2 separate regions of the Homo sapiens genome follow, and region 2 is linked to region 1. The links are chromatin contacts, found by Hi-C in ENCODE. All regions are on one chromosome and are shown on one strand. The core of a region is the stretch at or near the end of the contact, and the rest is flanking DNA. Distances in the headings are between cores, read along the strand shown. Region 1 holds the start of CDKAL1 (CDKAL1 threonylcarbamoyladenosine tRNA methylthiotransferase). Region 2 holds the start of GMNN (geminin DNA replication inhibitor).

Evidence for each region. Hi-C counts contacts between places; a loop is a spot of excess contacts on that map. Pooled maps may share reads with other maps.
Region 2: a loop to region 1 is called in a pooled map, with 5 times the contacts of the local background. The contact joins the promoter of GMNN here to the promoter of CDKAL1 in region 1. A Hi-C loop is called at or near these places in 4 of 50 pooled maps.

The regions. Positions count from the first base shown.
Region 1 is chr6:20,531,599-20,538,483 of GRCh38, forward strand. It overlaps CDKAL1 (CDKAL1 threonylcarbamoyladenosine tRNA methylthiotransferase), which reads left to right and starts at 2,859. Exons shown (of 16, transcript NM_017774.3): 1 at 2,859-2,976; 2 at 3,753-3,796. RefSeq lists enhancers at 2,788-2,947, 2,978-3,057.
Region 2 is chr6:24,770,556-24,777,930 of GRCh38, forward strand. GMNN (geminin DNA replication inhibitor) reads left to right here and starts at 4,382. Exons shown (of 7, transcript NM_015895.5): 1 at 4,382-4,689; 2 at 6,667-6,742. The coding sequence starts at 6,692. RefSeq lists an enhancer at 5,297-5,376.

The sequences.
Region 1 (6,885 bases), core at 1,609-4,108:
CGATTCTCCTGCCTCAGCCTCCCGAGTAGTTGGGACTACAGGCTCATGCCACCATGCCTGGCTAATTTTTTGTATTTTTAGTAGAGACAGCGTTTTACCATGTTAGCCAGTATGGTCTTGATCTCCTGACCTCGTGATCCGCCCACCTTAGCCTTCCAAAGTGCTGGGATTACAGCCGTAAGCCATCGTGCCTGGCCTTTTTTTTTTTTTTTTAATCTTTTTGAGATGGAGTTTCGCTCTTGTTGTCCAGGCTGGAGTGCAATGGTGTAATCTCCGCTCACTGCAACCTCCACCTCCTGGGTTCAAGAGATTCTCCTGCCTCAGCCTCCTGAGTAGCTGGGATTACAGGCATATGCCACCACACCCAGCTAATTTTGTATTTTTAGTAGAGACAGGGTTTCACCATGTTGGTCAGTCTGGTCTTGAACTCTTGGCCTCAGGCGATCCACCCGCCTCGGCTTCCCAAAGTGCTAGGATTACAGGCGTGATCCACTGCACCCGGACTTACTGGTTGCTTTTCAAAGGTTGTACAGATACTATAAATATATTTAACCAATACTCTATTGAGGAGGAGCCGGAGAGGGTTTCCAGTCTTTTGCTATTGTAAGCAATGCTTAAAAAAATACTCTGGAACATAGGTCATTGTAAGCAATGCTTCAAAAAATACTCTGGAACATAGGTCATTGTAAGCAATGCTTCAAAAAATACTCTGGAACATAGGTCATTATGTATATTTCTGTAAGATAAATTCCTAGAGGTAGGGTTACTGACTTCAAAGGATTTAGACTAAAGGTGCTTAAAGAGAGAGGTTTCACCTGTTAGTTAGTTTTTGTAGCCAAAACTTGAAAACATCCTTTCTTCCTCTTTTTTCGTACCTATCAATCACCAAGTCTTGCTGCTGTTACCTCCTCAATTTGTTTAAATCTGTCCTTCCTTCCCATTCCTCCCAGCCAACAACTCAATTTAGGCTTTTACTATTTCTTCATGTCTGAAATATCGTCCTCAAACCCATTGTCCTGAGAGAATAATCTGCTCGAACACATTCATGTTGCCTACTACATACATCCAGGATTAAGTCTAATGCCTTTGAATACACAAGGTTCACCTTGATCTAGTCCCTGTGCTTCCCTTTCTCTGGTAGACTTCTCCCATCACCAGCTTCACTCTCTTTGCTTTTACACTGTGGAATAATTCATCATTTCAGGCCTCCTTGCTTTTGCTCTGGCTGACTCTCCAGCTTGGAATGCCTTCATCCATTTCCCTTACTTCACCTTTGTGTTCCTGTGCATTCATCTTTCATAGTGATTGCTATTCTCTACTGAAATGAATTTTTTCAAAATAGCCTGCAATTGCAATAGGCAGTACTTTTTTTCTTTCTTTTTAGCTCTAGCATCTATCACAGTGCTTGTGGTCATGGGGTACATACTCAGTAAAATATCTTTTACTGAACTCAACTAGATCTTGGGGGAAAAGGGGTGGAGTCATTCATTCATTCATTCATTCATTCAACATATGTTTATTGAGAAGCTATAAACATAGGCACAAGGTTATGTGCTAGGTAGTGCGATTACAACCAAGAAGATAACCCAGGGCCTACTTTTGGTCTAGTGAAAGAGATGGAATTAGATGGGTATGGTGGTGTGCACCTGTAGTCCCAGCTACTTGGGAGGCTAAGGCATGAGAATCTCTTGAGGCTAGGAGGGAGAGGTTGCAGTGAGCTGTGATGGTAACACTGTACTCCAGCCTGGGTGACAGAAGAAGACCCTATCTAAAAAAAAAAAAAAAAAAAAAAAAAAAGTAGGGCAACATAAATACACAATTTTAATTTAGGTGGGTAAAGACAACAGTGGACCCCAGGGCACAGTTTAGATTATTTTATGGATATGGATAAACAGAGAAAAGGGTGGTTTTTTTTTTTTTTTTTAAATCTATTTTAGAGACTGGGTCTCACTGTGTTGCCCAGGCTGTTTTCAAACTTCTGAGCTCAAGTGATCCTCCCACATCAGCCTCTTGAGTAGATGGATGGCATTTTAATTAGATGAAATTGTACTAGGAAAGGCATTTGCAAAACAAAGTAATTGCCCCAAATCACTATGAAACCCTAAGTCAGGCATAAAACTCACGATTTCTGACCCTTCTTCATGGCCTATTGCCTCCTATTACCTTTACTTTTTCAAGTAAAGATATTCTTCTGGTAAACACATGGTCAAATACAGTGTCTTGGGTAACGAATAGTAAAGTGAGATAACATATGTAGAGAAAGCGGGTGAGAATCCGTACTCCATAAAAGTATTTTCTTTCCATAGGTGTCTGCTAAACTGCCATCTAAGTTTTCCAAAACAAAAAACAAAAACACTTGTGTGGTGCTCAATGATGTATATTAAGTGAAACCTACCAACTGACCTTTATCCTTTCCTTCCTGTTTTTTTAATATTAAAGAAGAGACCTCTTTTCACAAATGATTGAGGAGGCTAGTAAAATGCAGTGAAAAGAGCAAGTTCTTTGGGAGTCAGACAGCATCGGATCCAGCCCAGAGCGCAGCACGACTAGTAGAGTAACTTAGATTAAGTCCTTAAACTTCCAGTGTCCTCTTTTGTAAACTGGGAATAATAATAATAATAAATAAATAGTGAATAATATTTATGCAAAGTACTTAGCACAGTGTCTAACACATAAAAGCTTAGGAGAAGTTGGCTATTAAGCATTTCTAGGAACCCGAGGACTCAGGGTTGTTATTTTAGTTCTTGGAATCAAAGGAACTTGAAGCGTAGTCATTCCTAAACTAAGTTAAACCAGAACTAGCGCTTTCAGCAATGATGTAATTTGATCTCTTCGGGCCACCGTCGCTGAGCATGCGCAAATAAACGTGGCGGGACGTATGTGTCATGGCGCTCTCCATCTAAAGTCTGTGCAGCTTCCGGAGAGTGGCGGGTTGATTTTCTCACTTTGGACTGGTTTTTACTTCCCGACTTCTGGGTAAGGGTGGCCGATGGGTCCATGTGGGGCAGAGTGTGGCCACAGCTCCTTTTATGGCCAAGCCTTGTTTCTCCAGTTTCAGTTTTTCTTGGGCTGTTTGCAAATTTGTTTCGCAGTTAAAAGGGGATTTGCCAGCTGGGATGGGGGAATTGGGAGGCAGATGGGGCTTCCAGGAGCGAGGATAGGGTCGTTGGCCTCAGGTGCCGCTCTCCAGTTAGGAGTATTTTAGGCACCTCGTTCCTTATTGTCAGGTTTAACTTCATTTGTTCTCCCACTTTATACCTTAGTGAATTTGTAGATGTGACAAGGCTTTCGCAGTTATATAGCTTTCCCAGATCAGTATGTTAAGAATTTAAGCAGAAGTTATTGAGAAAAGCAGGTGTCTTGCTTTTTCACTTTTCGTTCTTCTTTGCTCATAAAACCTTTTTCTGAATCTCGGGACGACAGTTATCTTTCGGATGGAACGTGATCTGGATGTCTATCTACCTTATTGACTTAATCCTGTTTTGTAGTGGTTGGTTACTCGCACTATGCAGACGTGTTGCGGTGCTGAATACAACATTTATTACTAAAGCCAGACACTGGATCACCGTCACGGCAGATGTCAGCACACCTGTTGTAATCAGTAAGAAGTTACAAGTAGTATGGAGCATCATTAATCCTGCTGTATAAAGCAGTCTTTTATGGAGTCTGATTCCTTTTAAGTAAAGAATCCTTACAGTGGTTTTGTGAACTTTTTGGGTGCTTACTTTTCCTAATCAATTTTTATTTTCCAGACTCATCTTTCAAGAGGACTTTAGACTAATTGCAGATAATTAAGGTACTGATTTATTTTAAACCTTTTATGTTTGAGTGCTGTGCGTATTTCTGCATGTTAGAAAATGCAGAGAGGTAGCCTAATGTTTTAGCTATTTGCCACTATCATGTTATGGAAACATTGTGCTTTACATAGCATTAAATCGAAGAGATATTTTCATTTATTTTACTTAACCTTTCATTTTCATTCACCAGCATTGACCATGTCCACTTTTTTGAGATGCCCTTTTCATTTGCCTTCCATGGCCCATGGATTTTTTTCCTTGTCTGGTGGCTGCTTCTTGGAATCCATTATAAGCTGATTTTCCTTTATCTGGCAGTTAAATTTGGAGTCTCTCAAGTCGTGGTCTTGTACCTTCTCCTACCTCTGTTCTCTTTTTCTTCCCCTCTGGGTGATGTAATCCACATGCCTGTCAACAGTTATTTGTCTTTTTGATTCTACCCATCCTAATGGGTATGAAGTGGTGTATTATTGTGGTTTGGATTTCCATTTCCCTGATGGCTCATGATGTTGACATCTTTTCATGTGCTTATCAGCCATTTGTATGTGTGTGTTTTTGAGACACGGCTTCCCTATGCCACCCAGGCCAGAGTGCAGTGGCTCGATTACGGCTCACTGCAGCCTTGACCACCTGGTCTCAAGTGATCCCACTTCAGCCTCCCAAGTAGCTGGGACTACAGGTGCATGCCACCATGCCCGGCTAAATTTTACTTTTTTTTTTTTTTTTGTAGCGATAGGGTCCGTGTTGCCTAGGCTCTGGCCTTGTACTCCTGGCCTGAAGTGATCCTGCCACCTTGGCTTCCCAGTGTTGGGATTATAGGCATGAGCCTCTGCACCTGGCCCATTTCTGTATCTTCTTCATCTAATCTGTTTTTCCTTTTGTTGCTTGTGCTTTTCATTTCTTAGCTAAGAAAGAAGGGCCTACTCTAACATCATAAAGATTTGTGCTTATGTTTTTTTCTAAGAGTTTCATAATGTTAGCTCCTAAATTTAGGTCTATGATCCATTTTCGGTTAATTTTTGTATATGATGTGAAATGTGAAATAGGGCTCCAACTTTATTTTTTACATGTTGCTATCCAGTTATCCCAGTGTCATTTGTTGAAAAAAAAACTACGCTTTCCCCCTTGAATTGTCTAGGTTATGTATATTTGACATACATTCTAGGTGGTTTTTATGAAAGAATAATTCTGGGACAGTGATTATCAAACTTTAATTCAGATCAAAATCACCTAGAGGGCCTGTTAAATATTGCTAGGTTTTACTCAAAATATCTGATTTAGTATGTCTGGAGTGGAGTTCAAGAATTTTCATTTCTGGCTGGGCATGGTGGCTCATGCCTGTAATCCCATACTTTAGGGGCCAAGATGGGAGGAGTTTGAGACCAGCCTGGACAACAAAGCGAGACCTTGTTTTTACAAAAAAACTGAAAAAGAAAAAATGTTCATTTCTAACAAGTTCCCCATGATGCTACTCCAGCTGATGTGGAAACTACACTTTGAAAACCACTGGACATTGCTTTGCAACTGTGGCTGTACACACATGAGAATGACTGGAAAGTTTTTAAAAGATATTGATGCCCAGGCTCCATTCTCAGAGATTCATTCAGCTATCTTGGGGCTTAGTTGGGAATTTTCTTTTTTTTCTTTTGTTTTTGTTTTTGTTTTGAGACAGAGTCTCGCTCTGTCGCCCAGGCTGGAGTGCAGTGGCGTGATCTCGGCTCACTGCAAGCTTAGTTGGGAATTTTCAAAAGCTCTTCAGGTGAATAGAATGAGTGTTGAAGATTGAGAACCATTACTGTGGAATCGTGGTTCTTAATTAGGGATCTATAGTGGAATTACCTGGACAGTTTCTATGTTCACATACTTCAGTTCTACTCTTGGAGATTCTAATTCAGAATGGAACCTGGAGATTTGATATGATGAAAAGCTTCCCGCTGGGTGCAGTGGCTCACGCCTGTAATCCCAGCACTTTGGGAGGCCAAGGCAGGTGGATCACCTGAGGTTGGGAGTTCAAGACCAGCCTGACCAACATGGTGAAACCCCGTCTCTACTAAAAATACAAAATTAGCTGGGCGTGGTGGCAGGTGCCTGTAATCCCAGCTACTCGGGAGGCTGAGGCAGGAGAATTGCTTGAACCCAGGAGGCACAGGTTGCAGTGAGCCGAGATCGTGCCATTGCACTCCAGCCTGGGCAGCAAGAGTGAAACTCTGTCTCATAATTACAAAAAAAAAAAAAAAAAGCCTCCCTAATAACTCACCTATGTAAGTAACCACTGCTCTAGGATATTGCATCCTCCTTCTTCCTATCATTTTGAGTATTTTCCTTTTCACTGACTCTATTTTTATTCCCTTTATCAAATTTGATTTCCTCTACCTTTGAGAAAAATTTTTAATGATCCTTTTGCTCCATTTAGCTATTACGCTGCTTTCCTTTTATTCTCAAACTTTCATTTCCATATGATTTAATTAAAAATTTCTGAAGGCTAAACAATTCCCTCTATCAGTCTATCAGTTTGTTCAAAGTAAAACCTTTAGCTTATTAATAGTGATGAGTGAGATTATTTAGGTACTTATGATATACAGCCAGGTTTATGCTACATAATGCTGATATGCAGCGTTATATTTATCTTTTTTGAGTGAATATCTCCAAATGAAATTGCTGGCTCGAAGGATATACATATGTTTGGTATAATTGTCAGGTTGCCCTCCAGAAGGGGTGTACCAGTTTTTCTGTGCTTTCAGCTAACAGAGTTTTTGTCAGCTTTGTATCAGTGAGGCAGCTGAAAAATAACTTATTGTTTCAATACTTGTTGTTAGTGTGGTTGAGCATTCTTTCCTCTTTTTTTTTTTTTCTTTTCTGGGTATTTGTATTTCTTAAGTGAACTGCCTGTTTTTCCTTTACGCATTGTTTTCTGGAATGTGGTTACTTATTAGTGTCACATTAGATTCTTGCATTGTTTGTACTTTGCCAGTGAGGCAAAGCCATAGTGGGAAGAGCATGGTATTGAGAGGATGCCAAGGTTCTGATTTCTAGCTCTATCAATGTACAAATCCTTTTGCTTCAGTGGACTCCAGCTCTGTAAGATAAGAAG
Region 2 (7,375 bases), core at 3,132-5,631, 4.2 Mb after region 1:
TCACCGTGTTAGCCAGGGTGGTCTCGATCTCCCGACCTGGTGATCTGCTGGCCTTGGCCTCGCAAAGTGCTGGGCACTCTGCTTTTTTCATTTAAGGATGTATCCCAGAAATTTGTTCATCTCAGAGATCTTAAATTTTTTTCATGACTTTATACTACTACCTTGTGCCGATATACCATAATTTATTCAACTCATTGCCTATAGATGTGCGATTAGGTTAGTTCCAATATTTAGGTATTATAAATAATGCTACAGTGAGAAAGTCTAGAGTAAATTCCTCGAAGTGGATTTGCTACATCCAAAGTCAATGTGCATGTCATTGTAGAAATGCCTTGTCAGGGCCAGGCGTGGTGGCTCATGCCTGTAATCCCAGCACTTTGGGAGGCCGAGGCAGGCGAATCACTTGAGGTCAGGAGTTCGAGACCAGCCTGGCCAACATGGTGAAAACCCATCTCTACTAAAAATACAAAAAGTTAGCTGGGTGTGGTGGCAGGCACCTGTAATTCCAGCTACTCGGGAGGCTGAGGCAGGAGAATCTCTTGAACCTGGGAGGCAGAGGTTGCAGTGAGCCGAGATCATGCCATTGCACTCCAGCCTGGGCAACAAGAGTGAAACTCTGTCTCAAAAAAAAAAAAAACAAAAAAAAACAACAAAAAAAACGCCTTGTCAGATACAGACAAATTCCCTTCTACAGGGCTTTTAACATTTGACACTCCCAGTAGCCATGTATATGAGTGCTTGTTTTCTCCCAGCCTCATCAGTAGAGTATTTTATTAGTTTTCTGTTGCTCTGTAGAAATTTCCACAATCTTAGTGGCTTAAAACAAAACATGTATTATCTCATACTTTCTGCGCCACAGGAATCTAAACAAAGTTCAGTTGGACCCTGAGCTCAGGGTCTTACAGAGCTGTAAACAAAGTGCTGGCCAGTGCATTGTCATCTAGAGGCTTCATTGGAGAAGGATCTGCTTCTAAACTCATTCCAATTGTTGGGAGAATTCATTTCTTTGGAGACATAATACTCATGGCCGCTTGCTTCTTCAAGGCCAGTAAGAGATACATCAAAAAAAGTCTAAGCCCTCTGTTGAAGGACATCCTAATGATTACGTCAAGGCCAACAGGATAATCTCACTTTCGATAATTTAAAGTATACCGATTTGGGGCCTTAATTACAATTATAAAATCCCACCACCTTTGCCTTATTGAATAACCTAATCATAGGCATAATCAGAGGTCAGAGATAATGGGTGGCATTTTAGAATTCTATCTACTGTAAGTATGTTGTCAAGCTTTTCTATAGCTGCTAGTCTGATAGTTGAAATAGTTTTTCAGAGTTTTAATTTGCATGTCTCTTATTCTCAGTAAAGTTGAGCATGGTTTTGTATGTTTAAGGACCATTCCTCTATCGTTTTCTCTGAACCGTCCATTCCTGTCTTTTGCCGATTTATCTATTGGGCTGTTGGCTTCTCCCTCTCAATGTTTTATAGCTCTTTAAAAATTAGGGAATGTAGTCTTTTATGTGTAAAAGAAATTCCCTATATTTTCTCTTACTTTATCATTTGTCTTTGCTTATGGAAATCATCCGATTTTTAAAATACAGACAATTTCCATTTTAAGACAATGTGTAGGCCACAATTGTGTATGTGAAACAAAACATATTTAATGCCCAGGGGCCACCTTCTAGACCATCTTCAATCCTTTAAATAATTCTGCACTAAAATAATCCCCTGAAGATCCTGAGTATATTATTCTTTTTTTTTTTCTTTTTGTTTGAGACGTAGTCTCACTCTGTCGCCCAGGCTGGAGTGCAGTGGCGCGATCTCCGCTCACTGCAAGCTCTGCCTCCTGGGTTCACGCCGTTCTCCTGCCTCAGCTTCCTGAGTAGCTGGGACTACAGGCACCTGCCACCATGCCCGGCTAACTTTTTTTTGTGTTTTTAGTAGAGATGGGGTTTCACCATGTTAGCCAGGATGGTCTCGATCTCCTGACCTCGTGATCCACCCGCCTCGGCCTCCCAAAGTGCTGGGATTACAGGGTGAGCCACTGCACCCGGCCAATCCTGAGTATATTATTCTTAACATCATCTGAGTCTCAAGTCCCAAAACCTTCATTAGTAATGTGTTTCATCATTTCACTTCTCTTAGCTGTGCTTATACTCATCAAAGAAATGGTTTGTCAAAAAATAAATTGGTGCAATGTAATTATTATTTATCCATCTGAATAAAAATAAAAATAAAAAAATTGGTGTAAATATTTGTGGTTGCTAAAGTTTTGTTTTGTTTTGTTTTGTTTTGTTTTTGAGATAGAGTCTCACTCTGTCACCTGGGCTAGATTGTGGTAGTGTGATCTTGGCTTACTGCAACCTCCACCACCTGGGTTCAAGCTATTCTCCTGCCTCTGCCTCCTGAGTAGCTGGGATTACAGACGCATGCCACCATGCCTGGATAATTTTTGTATTTTTAGTAGAGACAGGGTTTCACCATGTTGGCCAGGTTGGTCTTGAACTCCTGACCTCAGGGTGATCCGCCAGCCTCAGCCTCCCAAAGTGCTGGGATTACAGGCATGAGCCATGGTGCCTAGTGGTTGCTGAAATTTTTATGGCTAAACATTTTCCAGTATTTCTACCTCCTTATCCCATCATTTAATCCTTTTTAAATTAATATTTTAAAAATTTTATTATTGGCCAGGTGCAGTGGTTCACGCCTGTAATCCCAGCACTTTGGGAGGCCAAGGTGGGCAGATCACACGATCAGGAGTTCAAGACCAGCCTGGCCAACATAGTGAAACCCTGTCTCTACTAAAACTACAAAAAATTAGCTGGGTGTGGTGGCGGGCACCTGTAATCCCAGCTACTTGGGAGGCTGAGGCAGGAGAATCGCTTGAACCCGGGGGGGGCAGAGGTTGCAGTAAGCCGAGGTTGCACCATTGCACTCCAGCCCTGGTGACAGTGCAAGACTCCGTCTCAAAAAAAAAAATTATTATTGAAAATCCCAAACAGATATAAAAGTAGAGGGAGTGAATAAAAAATCTTCATGTACTCATCCATACTAGCCTCAGCAGTTATCAACACAAGGCCAATACTGTTTTATTCGCACCAGTGGTTCTCAACTGGGGATGATTTTGCCCTGCGGAAGGTTATCTGACAAGGTCTGCAGACATTTTTGGTCTTCACAATTGGGATGTACTCCTGGTAGCTAGAGGGTAGAGGCCAGGGATACTGCTAAACAGCATACAATGCCCAGGACAGCCCCCACCACGAACAATTTGCCCAGTCTAAAATGTCAATAGAGCCCATACTGAGAAAGCTTGATTTATACCTTTTCCCTTGCTTCTCTCAATAATTATTTCAAATAAAATATATGGTATAAAATTTCATCTGTAATTACCATTTATAGGTAGAAGCTATTACAATAAAACCCACAATATTGTCATTACAACTAATCTCTTTTTTTAACCCATTGCTCATCAGGTAACCTTAAACAACTCATATCTTACCATCCCAAAATATTCAGTCAGTGTTCAAATTTCCCTTGGGTATTTTTTTAAATACAGTGTTTAGTTCAGACGAGATCCATACATTGCATTTGGTAATATGTCCCTTATTTGTACTCGATAACGCCTTCCTTCTGCTTTTTATTTTTAAAATATTTTAAAATTAATTTTTTTTTGAGACAGGGTCTCCCTTTGTCTGTAGTCCCAGCTACTCGGGAGGCTGAGGCAGGAGAATCGCTTGAACCCGGGAGGCGGAGCTTGCAGTGAGCCGAGATCGCGCCACTGCACTCCAGCCTGGGTGACAGAGCGAGACTCCGTTTCAATTAAAAAAAAAAAAAAGAAGGAAAAGGCTAGACGTAATTATTACCAAGGTGTTTCTGCTCCTTCAAATTGCAACAGCAGTTGTAATTTCAGTGCCTAGAACAGTAGTAATTGGCACGTATAAGGCGCTCAATGAATAGCTGCAGGATTAACTGATAATCGGTTGTCTCCTGAACAATTCCTACCGCACCACACCATAGTCAAAACACAAAAAGCCAAAATATAAAAGCCCCTAATACAACTACGAGTCCGTGGAGCCAGGGCTTTACACAAATATATGTCGTGTACTACATATTAATATATATGCACATACAATATTTTGTTCTTCTGGTGCTAACGACTAATGGAGGCAAATCTTTCTCCCTTTCGTAAAGGGCTAAAACTTTGCATTTTAAGGAAGTTCCAAGAGCAGGGTCGGAGGGGAGGGTCAAAGGGCACAGGCCTCCCAGCCCGCAGAAAACCCCCACGGTCCTCAAGTACTCGCTACCGTTGACCGCGCAGGCGCAGGAAGGGGCGGGGCCGAGGGAAGAGGCGATTCGCGGGATCCAGAGGCCCCGCCCCTCGTCTGCGTCAGTTGGTCACGTGGTTGTTCGGAGCGGGCGAGCGGAGTTAGCAGGGCTTTACTGCAGAGCGCGCCGGGCACTCCAGCGACCGTGGGGATCAGCGTAGGTGAGCTGTGGCCTTTTGCGAGGTGCTGCAGCCATAGCTACGTGCGTTCGCTACGAGGATTGAGCGTCTCCACCCAGTAAGTGGGCAAGAGGCGGCAGGAAGTGGGTACGCAGGGGCGCAAGGCGCACAGCCTCTAGACGACTCGCTTTCCCTCCGGCCAACCTCTGAAGCCGCGTCCTACTTTGACAGCTGCAGGGCCGCGGCCTGGGTAAGGGCGAAGGGGTTGTTGAACGGTCGCGGGAGCCGGGGCGGGGTTGGGAGGTGAGTCGAGGGACTGCCCCATTGGCTGGGTCGGTTTTGGCGCGCTCTCACTTCCGCGCTTCCTATTGGCTGGCTGGCGCAGTTCCCGAGGCGCGCGCCGCGGTTGGTAGGCTCGGACGCGCGGGGCCACACTGCCCGCCCCCTAGCCTGGCGCTGGGCCTCCGGGACAAGTTGGCTGGGTCCGGGCTTGGGGACTGCAACGCGGGTAAGGGACTCAGCCTGGGCTTGCCAGCTGTGGGGATGAGGCGAAGCATCCATCCTCTTGGCAGTTAAGTGGCTGGTCCTGATCTGAGGGATCTGCAAATTTGGCTCATGGAAAGAGGTGGCTGAATTCTGCGTCTCCCATTAAACGGATACTGGCGTTGTTGATACGGGTTTCGCATGGACCCTGTCCTGTGCCAGGGTTTTTAATCTAGCTATTAAAGGAACTGGAGAATAACAAGTAAGGGTTGCAAGGTCGCTGACAGGCGTGGGAAACTTGTGAAGGATTAGAATGCTAAGTGGCTTTCAGCTTTTTTCACACTAAGGTACGTTTTACGTCGCAACCTAGGACACAGCTATCTAACCAAATGAGACGTGATGGAAGCAATGTTTCTCGTCTCTTCAATTCCATTCTGTTCAGTTGCATTTTTCTAAGCAGTGTTGCTCATGACTCACTAATTTCGAGATCACGGCCCGCGACCCGCAGTTTGAAGAACATTGCGTAGGGTCTGTTTACTGGGGCCCGAACACCATTTTCTTAACATGAAATAGAGTAGAAAATAGCAGGATGCCCGCACAAATTAGATTGTTTTGTTTTCTAAGCTTTTTTTTTTTTTGAGACGGAGTCTCGCTCTGTTGCCCAGGCTGGAGTGCAGTGGCAGGATCTCGGCTCACTGCCACCTCCACCTGTCGGGTTCAAGCGATACTCCTGCCTCAGCCTCCCGAGTAGCTGGGACTACAGACGAGCACCACCACGTCCGGCTAATTTTTGTATTTTTGGTAGAGATGGAGTTTCACCATATTGGCCAGGCTGGTTTCGAACTTCTGACCTCAGGTGATCCGCTTGCCTCGACCTTCCAGCACTTTGGTGATCATGCAGGTGATCCGCCTGCCTCGACCTCCCAAAGTGCTGGGATTACAGATGTGAGCCACCACGCCCGGCCTTTCCTAAGCTTTTTTGTTTGCACATGTGTGTGCACGCGCCAGGACACAAGGTAAAATGTATTAATGTTAGAAGCCACTGCACTGAGTAAAGGCATGGCCACAAAAATTAGGGACATCTATCGACGAGGCACAGGCGCAGACACGGCAGGGGCCAATGGGTAGTGGGCAGTGGGCAGTGGGCAGTGGAGCAGCAGTTCAGATGCTGAGTTTGGCCCAGTGGTCTAGTCAACCGCATTACATAGATCCCTTTCTACCTTTTCCCTCTTTCTTGCTTGTTAGTCCTTCAGTTCATGTTACTGGTTAAACATTTCCTACAAATGTAAATGCATGATCTCATTTGACCAGATATTAAGTCTGTGTTAAGTTATTGTCAGAGCCCAGTTTATTATACCTTAAATCTGTCTTTGAATCAGGAAAGTTAAGATGCTGCTCTTTAGGATGGACCTGGGCATACCCTAGTATCTGTTTATTTTGCTTTTTCTGGTGACTATTTAATCCAGGACAATATGTTTAGAAATTTTAAACCAGTTTTAGAAATTGGTTTAAAATACATTAATTTCATTTTTTCAGCTATAATTATTATGTGTGTATATATGTAAAATATAGATATCAAGAGTCATTAACTTTAGTCACCTTAGTCATTGACAGGGCTGAGTTTGGATTAAGAGAGAAAAAATAATAGTTCTACTGTACAATAGTATAATTTTTATGATTGTAAGTATTTTAAACCTAGACTCCACCTTCGGGGGTGCAAACCATATTGTTTTTTAATTACTAGTCTTCTGTGCTTCACCATCTACATAATGAATCCCAGTATGAAGCAGAAACAAGAAGAAATCAAAGAGAATATAAAGGTATGTGATTGAATAACTTTAATTTTTTTTTGTAGAAAGCATGGGGCTAAAAGTATTTTGACATAATTTATCCAAATTTAGCCTGGCTATAATTTCTGTAAGCCTTGAGTTAGTCAGAGGATGAGTAACAATAGAGAACATTTTTAAAAAACTAATTACGGTTGAATATTAAGTCTGACCCAAGAATATGGGTTGTCTCTCTTATTTTGGTCTTTCAACAGTATTTTGTAGTTTTCAGAGCATGAATTTTACACTATTTATGTTAAATTTTTTCCTAAGTATTCTTTTTGAGGTTACTGTGAATGGAATTGTTTCCTTAATTTCATTCTCATTTGGTCATTGCTACTGTATAGGAAAATAATTGACTTTTGTGTCTTGATTTTGTGTCCTGAAACCTTGCTGAACTTAATAGTTCTAATTGTTTTTTAGTAGATTCTTCAGGATTTTCTTTTCTTTTTGTATTTTCTCTGTGAAGATTCCAGAAGTATCTTTAGGATTTTCTATGTATGAGATTATTACTGCTTTGTTTCTACTCTTATATTTCATGAAATGTTATTAAAATCCATTGTGTATATCTTCAGAATTAAGAGTCTTTGACCACAGACATGTTTTGCATTATATTACACATTTTTC